2 separate regions of the Homo sapiens genome follow, and region 1 is linked to region 2. Evidence: chromatin contacts called from ENCODE Hi-C data. All regions are on one chromosome and are shown on one strand. The core of a region is the stretch at or near the end of the contact, and the rest is flanking DNA. Distances in the headings are between cores, read along the strand shown. Region 1 overlaps CCNY (cyclin Y). Region 2 overlaps CCNY (cyclin Y).

The links. A loop is a pair of places that touch in the nucleus more often than their neighbours do. Pooled maps may share reads with other maps.
Region 1: a map of PC-9 shows a loop between it and region 2 (11-fold over the local background). The contact joins two enhancer-like sites. A Hi-C loop is called at or near these places in 4 of 168 maps with a recorded cell type or tissue (PC-3, PC-9, endothelial cell of umbilical vein and 1 more) and 3 of 50 pooled maps.

The regions. Positions count from the first base shown.
Region 1 is chr10:35,563,253-35,566,183 of GRCh38, reverse strand. CCNY (cyclin Y) reads right to left here. Exons shown (of 10, transcript NM_145012.6): 9 at 1-161. Among named protein-coding and RNA genes, the nearest start is that of GJD4, 41 kb to the left of the region's middle. RefSeq lists enhancers at 1,133-1,212, 1,483-1,592, 1,653-1,762. Within about 2 kb of position 1,528, at least 10 of the 41 ENCODE cell types and tissues checked have a DNase peak (open chromatin) inside an H3K27ac peak, as active enhancers do.
Region 2 is chr10:35,414,104-35,417,354 of GRCh38, reverse strand. The region is part of intron 1 of CCNY (cyclin Y); the gene reads right to left. Among named protein-coding and RNA genes, the nearest start is that of CCNY, 79 kb to the right of the region's middle. Within about 2 kb of position 1,899, at least 3 of the 41 ENCODE cell types and tissues checked have a DNase peak (open chromatin) inside an H3K27ac peak, as active enhancers do.

The DNA of each region.
Region 1 (2,931 bases), core at 279-2,778, 150 kb before region 2:
CAAGCTTGTGAGCCCTCTCCCTGCTCAGGGGCTCCAAGGGAAAGCTCAGGTTGTTCGCTTCTGCCAGAGAACGAAGATCAAAATAATACTTGGCATAGACACTGGAAGGAACATTGATGTTGAACTGCAGCAATTCAAGAAACTGTCGCTCTAGCTCGTTCCTGCAAAGCAAAGACAAAAATAGCCTATGCTTAGCTGCCACACCAGGCCACGTGGCCTGCCAAGGCAAGTTGCTGGAGACCAGACTCCAGAAAACTGCATCCTCCAGGAAGACCAGTGATCTAAGTAAATGTCTGGTTAGACCACCATATTGGGATTAAAAGCCAAATCCACTTGATCTGGTGCCCAGAAGGATGAGGACTGGTTAACTGGGATCATCACCAGGAAGCGTTTCAGGGCGAATCACTTCACTGAGATCTAACACACACACAGCAGGCTCTGGCTGCAGGTCTCCGTGAGGACAGGCTGCTAACAAAGGGTGGATGCAGCAGCCAAGAGCTGCCACGTGGAGTCCAGTGAGGGCCCTTCCGCAGGGGCCCAGAGGAAAACACTCAGCCTCTGCAGACCTAGAGGACATTGGCTTCCTCGGTGGCCCCTCCCTACCTCCAGGGAGAAAAGAAGGGAGGAACTGTGTAGGGGCTTTCTTAGGCAAAAGGCAGGGATTATGGGGGGAGGGTGTCCAGTCTCTGCCTCAGTCTCTTAAAAAGAGAACTCACAAGCCGGGAAGAATGGAAGCAGTAGTTTCCACACTTGAGCACGCACCCCATCACCTGGTGGGCTTGTTAGAACAGACAGGGGGCTCCACCTTCACACTGTGGGGATCAGTAGGTCTGCAGTGGGGCCTGAGAATGTGCATTTCTAAGGAACTCCCAGATGATGGTGAGGCTGAGGCTCTTGCCCCGGGCCCACACTCTGAGAACCACTCAACTAAAAAGGTAGGTTGGGAGAGGAGGTGCTAAGATCCACCCTGCCAACCCATCTACATGTTGATGGAATGCTGGGAGAAATTCAAAAACTTCTACTTTAAGAACTTCTCATGTCAGCTATCTTTCAAATTAGGTTTATTTCTAGATAGTTCCTCTGGGTGGGGGGAACCTTCTCAGTGAGGGAACTATCTGTGGAGCACTGGTCCTGGGTCATGCACTCAGATTCAGCACGTTCTCCCCAGGAAGCCCCCAGGGGTGCCCACCCACAGGGTGCCCACCCACTGCACACCCTCCAGGAAACCTCCTGTCCTTGCCCACACTATGCAGCATGTGGCTGCTGAACTCAGCCTCTTGGGCTGTTCTCCTCATAGTCAGGAAGTGCAACATCTGCTTTTGCATGCCTGGCCCCCAGCACATGATCTCAGAAGGCTTCCCACAGCAGTGAGAGCTGAACTGAGGTGAGGGAAGCATGGAGCTCTGGCGGAGAGGAACCAGGGCTGAGGAGGGGGTGTTTCAGGCAGAGTGGGTCCCCTCCAACCTGCTGCAGGCAGCCAAAACACACAGTCACCATTTCCTGTGAGTGAAGCCAGGGCCCTAGTGCAGGGCCTCACCCTCCTGACCCTGATCCCAGCCTCGGCATTCTAAGTCATGTCCTGCCAACTCTGCTGAACGCTGAGGGTCTGGGTCTGAGCCTCACATGCAGGCACCATCCTGTCCTGAGTGATGTCCCGAGACCCCTATGGCTGTTCCCGGTGACTCATAGCACTCAGCTATGAAGGACTGAGGAGGGCTCCACACCAGCTCAAGTTGCTGTGACAAAGGACAAGAACAGTAAGGAGGCGGGTGGGGAGGCTGGGGCTGAGCAAGGCCAGTGGCTCTGGGGAGACATGAAGCTGCTGGGGAAAGGAGCACTGGGACCTGTGGGCAGGCGGCAAGGAAGGAGGCCCGAGGAAGGCCCATTCCGGTCTCTTCATCAGATGAAGAGCGTCACTGCTTGTTTCCACACAGCCTCGTGAAAAGAGTGATAACAAGCTCCAAATGTATTTACTGTACTAAATTTCATAGTTTTAAGAATTTAGGCTGGGTGTGGTCACTCACACCTGTAATCTCAGCACTTTGGGAGGCTGAGGCGGGTGGATCACCTGAGTTTAGGAGTTTGAGACCAGCCTGGCCAACAGGGTGAAACCTCGTCTCTACTAAAAATACAAAGAAAATTAGCCGGGCATGGTGGCACATGCCTATAATTCAAGCTACTCAGGAGGCTGAGGCAGGGGAATCACTTGAACCCGGGAGGTGGAGGTTGAAGCGAGCCAAGATTGCGCCATTGCACTCCAGCCTGGACTACAAGAGCGAAACTCTGTCTCAAAAAAAAAAAAAAAAAATTAGTCAGGCATGGTGGTGGGCACCTCTAATATCCCAGCTACTCAGGAGGGTGAGGCAGGAGAATCACTTGAACCCAGGAGGCGGAAGTTGCAGTGAGCCGAGATTGCCCCACTGCACTCCAGCCTGGGCAACGAGAGCGAAACTCTGTCCCAAAAATAAATAAATAAATAATAATTTACTTTGATTTGGGATAATTTTTACTTAAAACAACTTTTATTTATGCTTCATTTAAATGAGATTTAATAAGAGATCATCCTGTGAAATACTGGAATCCAGGTAAGACTTCAACAAAACGAAAGCGTCAGAGGCCCTGCTAAGGCCAGAACTGTCAAACGTCAAAGGAGCAAATCCCAAGTGAACCTGGGAGCTGCCATGGACACACCGCCGTCTGGTGGTCAACAGGCGTCACTGCAAAGCGTATTCTCCCAATAGTAAGAAGAAAAGTCTAAGAGAACAGCCTGATAATCCTGCCCAAAATGATATACAGACACCATGGTTCCAGATGGAGGCAGACACTACGAGCAAAGTCAAGAGGAAGCTGCTTTTGAACAAGGCGGTATTTTCCCAGGGTTCCCTGGAAAACAGAACAACCTTCTCCAAGCTTGAGTTTCTGGTTAAGCTT
Region 2 (3,251 bases), core at 650-3,149:
CAGATGCCAGAGCCCCTGCTCTGGGCCACTCTGCTCCACAGCTAATGGGATCGGCTTGTCCTCTTACTCCCTGAAAGGCACTGTGGAATGAGAACACCTCTTTGCAATCCACAAAGATGACTGATTCTAAATACCTCCTCGACAGAAAAGCTGTACTGAGAGGTCAAAGCAAAGACTGGCATTCCACGTGCTTCCCAGCATTTCCTGGTCATCCTTGCAATCAGCCAGGGCCACAATGGAGCATAAGAAGTGATGTGTTTCATTTCCACAGTAAGGCAGTAAGTATGCCTCTCTCGACTCTGTGTTACTGCTGAAGAAGGTGGCCACAGGATGGAGGAGGGTTAATCTGCATGGTTTTGTTTAAGCAAGAAATACACTTTCACTGTTTGATGGGTTATGAAGGCTAGTATTAATGACCCTAGACTTCAGTTTCTTTCCTGCTACACTCAGGCTGGGCTTTCTCTTCCCTGGTTTCCTCTAGTCTAGAGTGTAGTCCCGCTGCCACCTGTCTGAAGAGTTGATTTTGCCCCCACAGGCCATCAACAGTCACAGCTGGAGTGATCTCCAGGGCAACAGGGCCACAAAAGCAGGTGGTCCGCGGCCCTCCTTCCAACTGGGCCCCATTTCAGCCATCTGTTAAAGGTTGCTCACGTTCACAACCAGACAGTAACAACCAAATAAATCATGCCACATCATTTCATATAATAAAAAAGCACAGAAAGCAACAGGAAATCTTTTGTTCTATGGTATCTTCACCACCATTTGCTCAATTAAGTCCAATTTTGAAATTTAAGAGATAACTAGGTAATTATACGTCATGGTGCTTCCCCAAACTCATGAATTATTTTATGCCCCTTTCCAAAATTAGATTCTAATTTCTCCCCAATCAAAAGGATTCCCCATTTTATTTTATTATTTTTAGAAGACGGTGTCCCACTATGTTGCCCAGGCTGGTCTCAAACTCCTAGACGCAAAGAATCCTCCCGTTTCAACCTCCCAAAGTGCTGAGATTACAGGCATGAGCCACCATTAATGGCCCTCCACTTTAAATAAAGAGTGCTGCATACCTGGCTAAACAGCACATCTACAGAAATCCACCAATGTCAGCATCATCAAAGTACACGGTAGGTAGGCAAGGAGAGAAGTAGCACCCTACAAGGACACACACACACACACACACACACACACACACACGGGTGCCACAAGTTTCCAGATCAGGTAACATGGCACTGAACAGCACCCCACGGGTACCAGTGTCATAACCTGCCAAAAATGCCAGTTTTCTTCTTTGATCTTCTTTGAACATCAGCTGCCAAAAACATTGTATAAAGCTGCTCTTTCAGGAAGGATAGGGAAAAAAGAGCAACTAATTTCTTCCTGACATCCAATACACCAATTCTAAATGAAGAAAAGATGCCTTTTAAAAAATCATTGGTTTTTATCTATAAAACTCTCTGTCGATCTGTGCAGTCAGAGCGGGCACTGCCACCTGCTCGGCCCACAGGATGGCTGAGCCCATGTGTGAAAGGTACAGCAAGAGGGAGCTGGCCTACAGTGATCTGGAAGTAAGCAGCCCAATTCCTGAGTGGGGCCACACATTCCCAATCTCCCCCAAACCTCAGCCTGACCCAGGCTTCTCAGGATGCAACAGAAGCTGGGAAACACATCAGCAGCTCTGACTTCTCGACTCGCATCCTTTCTTGTCTCCTGCCAAGAGCAGAGGAGACAGATGTGAGCAACAAACATGTTCCCAAGCAGCCTCCCCTGCAGACTGAGGAAAGGAGCCCAAAACTAATCCTACCATTACCCAGGCTAAAAGCCCTTCTGCCCTCAGGACCCAGCTCCATCTCCTCTGAGAGTCCACAAAGCCCTTCTGCCTTCAGGAAAGAGTTTCCATCTTCTCAAGGCCCAAAAAGGCTTTCTGCCCTGAGGATTAGGCACCAGCTCCCCTGAGGGCCAACAAAGCCCTTCTACCCTCAAGGCTAGGCTCCATCTATCCAAGGCCTACAAAGCCCACCTGCCGTCAGGACCAGGCTCTATCTCTTCTGAGAAACAACACAGCCCTCCTGCCCTCAGGACAGGGCTTCCATCCTCTCAAGGACCCAAAAGTCTTTCTGCCCTGAGGACTGGGCTCCATCTCCTCTGAGGACCAACAAAGCCCATCTGCCCTTAGGGCCAGGCTCCATCTCCTCTGAGTGCACGGCCTGCCCCCATGCCACTCTCCCAGCTTTATTCTCCCTCCTTTTATATGACTTAAAATCCATCCTCAGGAAACTACTGATCTTCCCCTAAAACTACATCATGCTTTGCCAAGTTCCAGCATCTCTGCTCCTGCTGTTCCCTCCGCCTAGAATGATCCACTTCATCCTGGGTCCTTGTCTCTTCTTTATGGAACTAAGTTTTTGCATCCTTCAGAGCAGGGTCACTCTCAAAGCACGGCTTGACAAGGCTTCAGCTCAATTGCTCAAGCTACTCCAAATACACTGCATTTGTGATGTACCCCGCTTCCAACCAGACTGTTACCCTAACCCTCTTTTATGTGTGAAAATTCTGGAGCTACCACTTCAAAGACCAGTTCACATCTCACCTTCACCGTGAAAATCTCATCTGATAGTGAAGTGAATCACTCCCTCCCACCATGGCCCCCAACTTGCTGAAGTCATGCTGCAAAAGTCTCACGATTACAAGATGTATCACGGAGTCCTACTCTGTGGCAGGCAGGTCTAAGGTTCTCACCCACCCAATGATTCCCGCCTCCTGGTATTCATGCTCTTATGTAATCCCCTTTCCTAAGTGCGAGAGGGGCCTGTGACTTGCTGATAAGCAACAGAATAGGGCACAGGTGATGTCACCTCTGTGCTAAGGCAGCATGAGACAATGACTTCCCCCCTGCAAGTTGTCTCTCTCTGGCTGGCTTTGATGAAGTAATAACTCCCATGGTGGAAAAACCCACAGGACACGGAACGTGGGGCAGCCTCCAGCCAGCAGCCAGCAAGGAACTGTGGCCCTCAGTCTCATAACTTGAAAGAAATGGAATCCTTCCAGCACCCAGGTTCTGCGAGGGATCTTGGAAGGGGATCCTCCCCAGGCAAGTCTTCAGACGAGACCCTAGCCATGGAAGTATCTTGACTGCAGCCTCGTCAGAGACTGGGAAGCACAGGACCCAGCCAAGCCATGCTCCGACTCATGCCCCACAGAAACTGTGATAGAGTCAATGTGTGTTGTCTTAAGCTGCTGAGTTTCTGGTAACT